2 separate regions of the Homo sapiens genome follow, and region 2 is linked to region 1. The links are chromatin contacts, found by Hi-C in ENCODE. All regions are on one chromosome and are shown on one strand. Each heading gives the region's core, a stretch centred on a gene start or an enhancer-like site at or near the end of the contact. The rest is flanking DNA. Distances are from core to core; before and after follow the strand shown. Region 1 overlaps DHRSX (dehydrogenase/reductase X-linked). Region 2 holds the start of ASMTL (acetylserotonin O-methyltransferase like).

Region 1 (3,492 bases), core at 648-3,147:
GAAACACGTGAGGGAAGAGTGGGTGTGGACATACTCTCCATCTGTTACACTCAGAGTACTCCAACTACAGGAGTGAGATGCCTCAAGACAGGCCAAGGCAGAAACAAGCATCACTATGAACCCCAGAATAGATATGTTTTTTGGCCAGACACGGTGGTACACGCCTGTAATCCCAGCACTTTAAGAGGCCCAGGTGAGAAGACTGCTGGAGGCCAGGAGTTTAAGACCAGCCTGAGCAACAGAGGAAGATCCCATCTCTACAAAATATTTAAAATATATACATAGCTGGGAATGATGATGCGTACCTACAGCCCCAGCTACTTTAGACACTGTGGTGGGAAGATCACTCGAGCCCGGGAGGCTGAAGCTGTCGTGAGCCACAGTCACACCACTGCACTCCAGCCTGGGTGACAGAGTGAGATCCGGTCTCGAAAAAATCATCATTATCGTCACAGTAATGAGAGGAATTTTAGGTGATAGGTGGTTACTAATTTCAAAAATAGGGGCTTCCGGTTTCTCCTCTAATGATACAGGGGTTAAGAAGAAATGACTTAAGCAGATAGTAAAAATTAGCTGGGTGTGGTGGTGCACACCTGTCATCCCAGCTACTTGGGAGGCTGAGATGTGAGGATCACCTGAGCCTCGGAAGTTGAAGTTGCAGTGAGCCATGATCACACCACTGCACTCCAGCCTGGGTAACAGATGGAGACCCTGTCTGGAAAAAAAAAAAAAAAAAGATTTTGCACAAAGTTTTACGATGACTCTGCTTTGTAATTAAAAGTAATTTCTGCTTTGTTGGTGATTTCTCACACATTTATCTGGTAGACCAGATACCTGCATGTGATAGGGTAAGAAGGACCCATTTCCCTCCAAGGAGAACAGCATTGCAAGGGGGTTGAGGACGCATGCATGTGGAATCCAAACATTGAATGCACTGAGACGGCGCTGCATGAAGCCTGTCTGTGAGTTTATGATGAAGCTGCACAGAGCTCCGTAGGCGGCTCTCACTCCTCTCTCTCAGCCTTTGGCTTCAGTTTAATTGCATACACACCCTTCAGAGCTGCTCGGGGCCCCCACTTCTTCAGCCTTCTGGCATTTTTCTAAGAAACACTAAACCTCTTTCCAACGTTGCCCTTGGATTTTGTGTGCACGTCTTCCAGCCCTTGAGCTGCTTGACCTGTGCTTGCAAGGGTTCCATAACACTGGATAGGACAGAAGCTCCGCCCAGCCCCAGGTGAAAGCTCTGTGCTCTTCAGGGACCATGTCCTATTCACACTGTCTCCCTCACATCTAATACAGTCATGATACTCGGCAATATAGTACTCCACCCAACAGGCAACTCAGAGTCTGCCAGTGATACAGGAGTTAAGAAGAAATCACTTAGGCAGACAGTAAGGGTATGGGAGTCCTCGGCAAGGCTTTTTTCTTTTCTTTTTTTTTTTTTTTTTGAGATGGAGTCCCGCTCTGTCGCCCAGGCTGGAGTGTAGTGGCGTGATGTTCGCTCATTGCAACCTCCGCCTCCCGGGTTCAAGCAATTCGCCTGCCTCAGCCTCCTAAGTAGCTGGCATTATAGGTACGCACCACCAAGCCCGGCTAATTTTTGTTTTGTTTTTTTTTTTTTTAGTAGAGACGCGGTTTCACTGGTCAGGCTCGTCTCGAACCCCTGACCTAATGATCCACCCGCCTCAGCCTCCAAAAGTGCTGGGATGACAGGTGTGAGCCACTGCGCCCGGCAGCTTTTCTCTTTAACGAAAAGCAGCCCCAAGTCATTTTCTAACAATGAACAGCCTGTCAAGTCGAGCTGCAGACATACACAAGCCAGCTGGGAGCTTGTACGGGTGAATGTCGGGAGGACCTAGGGACTAGACACGTTCAAGATGGCGGCTCCATCTTCCCGGGAGGAACTAACGACTAGACACGTTCAAGATGGCGGCTCCATCTTCCGGGCAGGAACTAGGGACTAGACACGTTCAAGATGGCGGCTCCATCTTCCCGGCAGGAACTAGGGACTAGACACGTTCAAGATGGCGGTTCCATCTTCCCGGCAGGAACTAGGGACTAGACACATTCAAAACGGCGGCTCCATCTTCCCAGCAGGAACTAGAGACTAGACACGTTCAAGACAGTGGCTCCATCTTCCCTCCTCTTTGTCAGCCACATGTAAAGTAAGAAAAACAGGACCGAGAGCCCCGACCAACTACAAAGCCCATTTGCATAACCGATTAGGGTGGGCAACCAGCCTTTCCTGTGGGCTATGTAAATGTCATGCTTGATGGAACCAATCTCTCGGAGAGCCCCGACCAACTACAAAGCCCATTTGCATAAACGATTAGGGTGGGCAACCAGCCTTTCCTGTGGGCTATGTAAATGCCATGCTTGATGGAACCAATCTCTGAGCTCTATGTAAATGAGACACCGCCTCCTCAAACTGGACTATAAAATCCATCACATTTGGTGCCAGCTGGTCCTTTCCGCTCGGAGACCCCTTTCTCTATAGAGAAAACCATTTCTCTTTCTCTTCTCCTGATTAAACTTCCACTCCTAAACTCCTCGTGTGTGTCTTTGTCCTAAATTTTCCTGATGCCCAATGACGAACCCCAGGGTATATACCCCAGACAACGTAGCCACTTCACTAACATGTAGAGAGCTTGCGCATTTTAATTCCTATCCTCACAATAGGCAAAGAGCAGAACATACTGAAAATCAGCAACTCTGCGATCCATCAGAAAATAGAGATCACAAGACGAAATGCTGCCTGAAGACTGGACAGACAGGTGGCAAGTGGAATTGTGCTTGTCTAGGAGTTCCTGCTGGAGCCAGCACCTGATGGACACATTTGCAGGGTAATTATTAAACAGCTGCAGGCTGACAGTGGACAAGCCTAAGTAAGTTAAAAACTCCTGGCCAGGCATGGTGGCTCGCACCTGTAATCCCAGCACTTTGGGAGGCCAAGGCGGGCAGATCACCTGAGGTCAGGAGTTCGAGACCAGCCTGGCCAACATAGTGAAACCCCGTCTCTACTAAAAATACAAAAATTAGCCGGGCGTGGTGGCAGGCACCTGTAATCCCAGCTACTCGGGAGGCTGAGGCAGGAGAATTGCTTGACCCTGGGAGGTGGAGGTTGTAGTGAGCCCAGATCGCACCACTGCACTCCAGCCTGAGTGACAGAGCGAGACTCTGTCTCAAAAAACAACAACAACAGAAAAACTTCTGGGGGCCCATCTTAGAGGGGACCTTGTACTTTCACAAATTTTACCTCCGGGAGCTCCACCAGGTTCCCAGGGTGAAGATCAAAGAAATATCCAGTTGTGTGTTATTGGGGGAAAGTAACCACTTTGCAATATTCCTAGGGAGACAGTAGCATTTTGAAGTATGCCCAAAGCAATCCGTGTCCTCTCTGCCCTCAAAGGAAATTACTTTAGCGCAGTCAAAGTGAACTGGGGGAAGGGAAATCTTCTATTTCAGTTTTTCTTTTTTTTTTTTTTCTTTCCA
Region 2 (3,554 bases), core at 426-2,925, 870 kb before region 1:
CCAACCCCATGCCTAGGGCGTCCTGGGTTACTCTCCCCACCCCCATCCCTAGGGGGTCCTGGGTTACTCTCCCCTTCCCCATCCCTAGGTGGTCCTGGGTCACTCTCCCCTCCCCATTCCTTGGGGGTCCCGGGTCACCCTTCCCTCCCCCATCCCTAGGGGGTCCTGGGTCACTCTCCCCAACCCCATGCCTAGGGGTTCCAGGTCACTCTCCCCTCCCTCATCCTTTTGGGTCCCGGGTTACTCTCCCTACCCCCATCCCTAGGGGGATCCCGGCTTACTCTCCCCTCCCCCATCCCTAGGGGGTCCCAGGTTACTCTCCCATCCCCATTCCTAGGGGGTTCTGGGTCACTCCCTGCAACCCCATGCCTAGGGGTTTCGGGTCACTCTCCCCACCCCCATCCCTAGGGGGGTCCCGGGTCACTTGACCTCCCCATTCCTAGGGGTCCCGGGTTACTCTCCTCTCCCCCATCCCTAGGGGTCCCGGGTTACTCTCCCCACCCCCATCCCTAGGGGGGTCTCGGCTTACTCTCCCTATCCCCAACCCTGGAGGTCCCGGGTTACTCTCCCCATCCCCATGCCTGGGGGTCCCGGGTTACTCTCCCCATCCCCATCCATGGGGCTCCGGGGTCACTCTGCTGTCCCCATCCCTAGCGGTCCTGGGTCACTCCTCCCTCCCCATCCCTAGGGGGTCCCGGGTCACTCTCCCCAACCACATGCCTAGGGCGTCCTGGGTTACTCTCCCCACCCCCATCGCTAGGGGGTCCCAGGTTACAGGTTACTCTCTCCAACCCCATCCCTAAGGTGTCCCGGGTTTCTCTCCCCTCCCCCACCCCTAGGGGGGTCCCGGGTTACTCTCCCCTCCCCCATCCCTAGGGGGTCCTGGGTCACTCTCCCCAACCCCATCCCTAGGGGTCCCGGGTTATTCTCCCCAACCCCATTCCTGGGGGTCTCGGCTTACTCTCCCCATCCCCATGCCTGGGGGTCCCGGGTTACTCTCCTCTCCCCCATCCCTAGGGGTCCCGGGTTACTCCCCCACCCCCATCCCTAGGGGGGGTCTCGGCTTACTCTCCCCATCCCCAACCCTGGAGGTCCCGGGTTACTCTCCCCATCCCCATGCCTGGGGGTCCCGGGTTACTCTCCTCATCCCCATCCATGGGGCTCCGGGGTCACTCTGCTGTCCCCATCCCTAGCGGTCCTGGGTCACTCTACCCTCCCCATTCCTAGGGGTCCCGGGTTACGATCCCCTCCCCCATCCCTATGGGGACCCAGGTCACTCCCCACCCCCATGCCTAGGGGGTTCCGGGTTACTCTCCCCTCCCCCATCCCTAGAGGTTCCGGGTCACTCTCCCCAACCCTATCCCTGGAGGTCCCGGGACACTCTCCCCTCCCCCATCCCTAAGGGTCTCGGGTCACTCTCCCATCCCTATCCCTAGAGTTCCTGAGTCGCTGGGCCCTCCGGGGTTCAGCCCCTCCGTCCCCGGTCCCCTGCCCCGCCCAGGCCCAGGCCGTACCGCGTTGCTGAGGATCTCCTGACGGCGTGGGGAGGCGCTGGCCAGCACCACGCGCTTGTGCAGCAGCTTCCCAATCACCGGGCACAGCACCATGGCGTCCACGCCGGGAGCCGGGCGTCCGCACTTCTGAGCCCGGAGCCCGCGGTGCGCGCAGCGCGGCTGCAAAAAAAACAGGCGGCCAGAGTCCCGCCTCCGCGAGGCCACGCCCCCGCCCGCCTCCGCGAGGCCACGCCCAGTCCGCGCCTTCAGTGGCCTCCCCGCGAGACCGCGCCCAGGCCACGCCTCCATTGAACACTCCGTCAGGCCTCGCCCAGGCCACACCTCCATTGCCCTCTCCACCAGGCCACGCCCATGTCACGCCCCATTGATCTCCCCTGAGACCACGCCCAGACCACGCCTCCATTGCCCTCTCCGTCAGGCCACGCCCAGGCCACACCTCCATTGCCCTCTCCGCCAGGCCACGCCCATGTCACGCCGCCATTGACCGCTCCGCCAGGCCACGCCCAGGCCACACCTCCTTGCCCTCTCCGCCAGGCCACGCCCATGCCACGCCGCCATTGAGCTCCCCGTGAGGCCACGCCCAGGCCACACCCCCGCCCGCCTCCCCCCCGGGCACCGCCCCGGCCGCTTGGTGAAGCACCGCCCCCAGCTCCGCCTCCCGGGCCCCGTCCCCGCCCCCGGCGCTCGCCCCGCCCCTCCCCACCCCGCCTGCGGCGCCAAGACCTGCAATGGCGCAGGCAGCTGCGGGGTCCCGGGGAGGAAAGGCTGGCGTGGATACTTGGGGTTCCTTGCAGGCGCGGCGTGGGGAGTGGAAATGCTGGGTTTCCGCAGCTGCGGTTGTGGGCAGTTGTGGGGGTGGGGGGTTCTTACCCGCACGTGGAGGGGCCCGGCGCAGAGATGGGGGTCTTGTGGGAGCCGCGTCGGGGAAGGTAGAGATAGGGGGTTCCCCGCGGACCCGGTGCGAGTGGCGTGGGGATGGGGATGTCCTCGTGCCTGGTGGGAGGGGAGTGGAGATGGGGGTGTCCACGGGCCTGGTGGGAGGGGCGTGGAGATGGGGGTGTCCACGGGCCTGGTGGGAGGGGCGTGGAGATGGGGGTGTCCACGGGCCTGGTGGGAGGGGCGTGGAGATGGGGGTGTCCACGGGCCTGGTGGGAGGGGCGTGGAGATGGGGGTGTCCACGGGCCTGGTGGGAGGGGCGTGGAGATGGGGGTGTCCACGGGCCTGGTGGGAGGGGCGTGGAGATGGGGATCCCCGCGGGGATGGTGGGAGGGGTTTGGAGATGAGGGTCCCCGCGAGAATGCTCGGAGGGGTATGGATATGGGGGTCCCCGCGGGCCGGGTGGGAAGGGCGGGGAGATGGGTGGGGGGGGGGTCCCCGCGTGCCTGGTGGGAGGGGCGTGGAGAAGGTGGGGGTCCTTGTGGGAGGGGCGTGGACACTGGGGATCCGCGCGGGCGTGGTGATGGGCGCGGCGTGGGGACCCCCTGGGGGCGCGGTGCTGGGGGCGCAGGGATGGGACCAGGGCGGGCGCTGTGAGGTGGGGGACGCCCGGCTGTGCCTTCCCTCCCTAAACGGAGCCCACCTCCAGGGCAGCGGGTCCCTTGCGCGCCGCAGGCTGCAGGGGGCGCGCGTGAGCTGTGCGAGGATTTTTCTTAAACCCCAGAGCCCAGCCGCACCTGCTCCACATAAACCCAGCGTGGCGTGGAGACTCCGGGCACTGTTTCCCCAGCCTTTGTGACTCAAAAGATTTTAAAATAAAATGTCAAAAATAATAATATACCCAGAGCCTATGCCAGTGATGTGTAGATGCAGAAAATGGAATCCTACAGTTAATTTTGTTAACTGTGGAATGACATCCGAGGGTGTCCAACACATTACGGAGAAAACGAAAAACTGTAGTCAGAGAAGTCACAGAAGAGCCAAATAAAAGAGAGGAAAAAAGCATCTAAACCATGTGATGTCTGATTTTCAATATTGTGAGTTTTTGAAAAAAAATTTTAAAAAGCACATAGATTCACATTTCAGAATTTTGGAGAAGTAACT

What was found. A loop is a pair of places that touch in the nucleus more often than their neighbours do. Pooled maps may share reads with other maps.
Region 2: a loop to region 1 is called in a map of ascending aorta, with 7 times the contacts of the local background. The contact joins the promoter of ASMTL here to the enhancer-like site in region 1. A Hi-C loop is called at or near these places in 8 of 168 maps with a recorded cell type or tissue (ascending aorta, esophagus muscularis mucosa, gastrocnemius medialis and 5 more), 3 of 37 single-sample maps with no recorded cell type and 20 of 50 pooled maps.

Annotation. Positions count from the first base shown.
Region 1 is chrX:2,323,339-2,326,830 of GRCh38, forward strand. The region is part of intron 3 of DHRSX (dehydrogenase/reductase X-linked); the gene reads right to left. The region is part of intron 1 of LOC124905239 (a long non-coding RNA gene); the gene reads left to right. Among named protein-coding and RNA genes, the nearest start is that of DHRSX, 180 kb to the right of the region's middle. Within about 2 kb of position 1,898, at least 14 of the 41 ENCODE cell types and tissues checked have a DNase peak (open chromatin) inside an H3K27ac peak, as active enhancers do; they include ascending aorta, gastrocnemius medialis and sigmoid colon, where a contact is called at or near this core.
Region 2 is chrX:1,451,234-1,454,787 of GRCh38, forward strand. It overlaps ASMTL (acetylserotonin O-methyltransferase like), which reads right to left and starts at 1,676. Exons shown (of 13, transcript NM_004192.4): 1 at 1,515-1,676. The coding sequence starts at 1,607.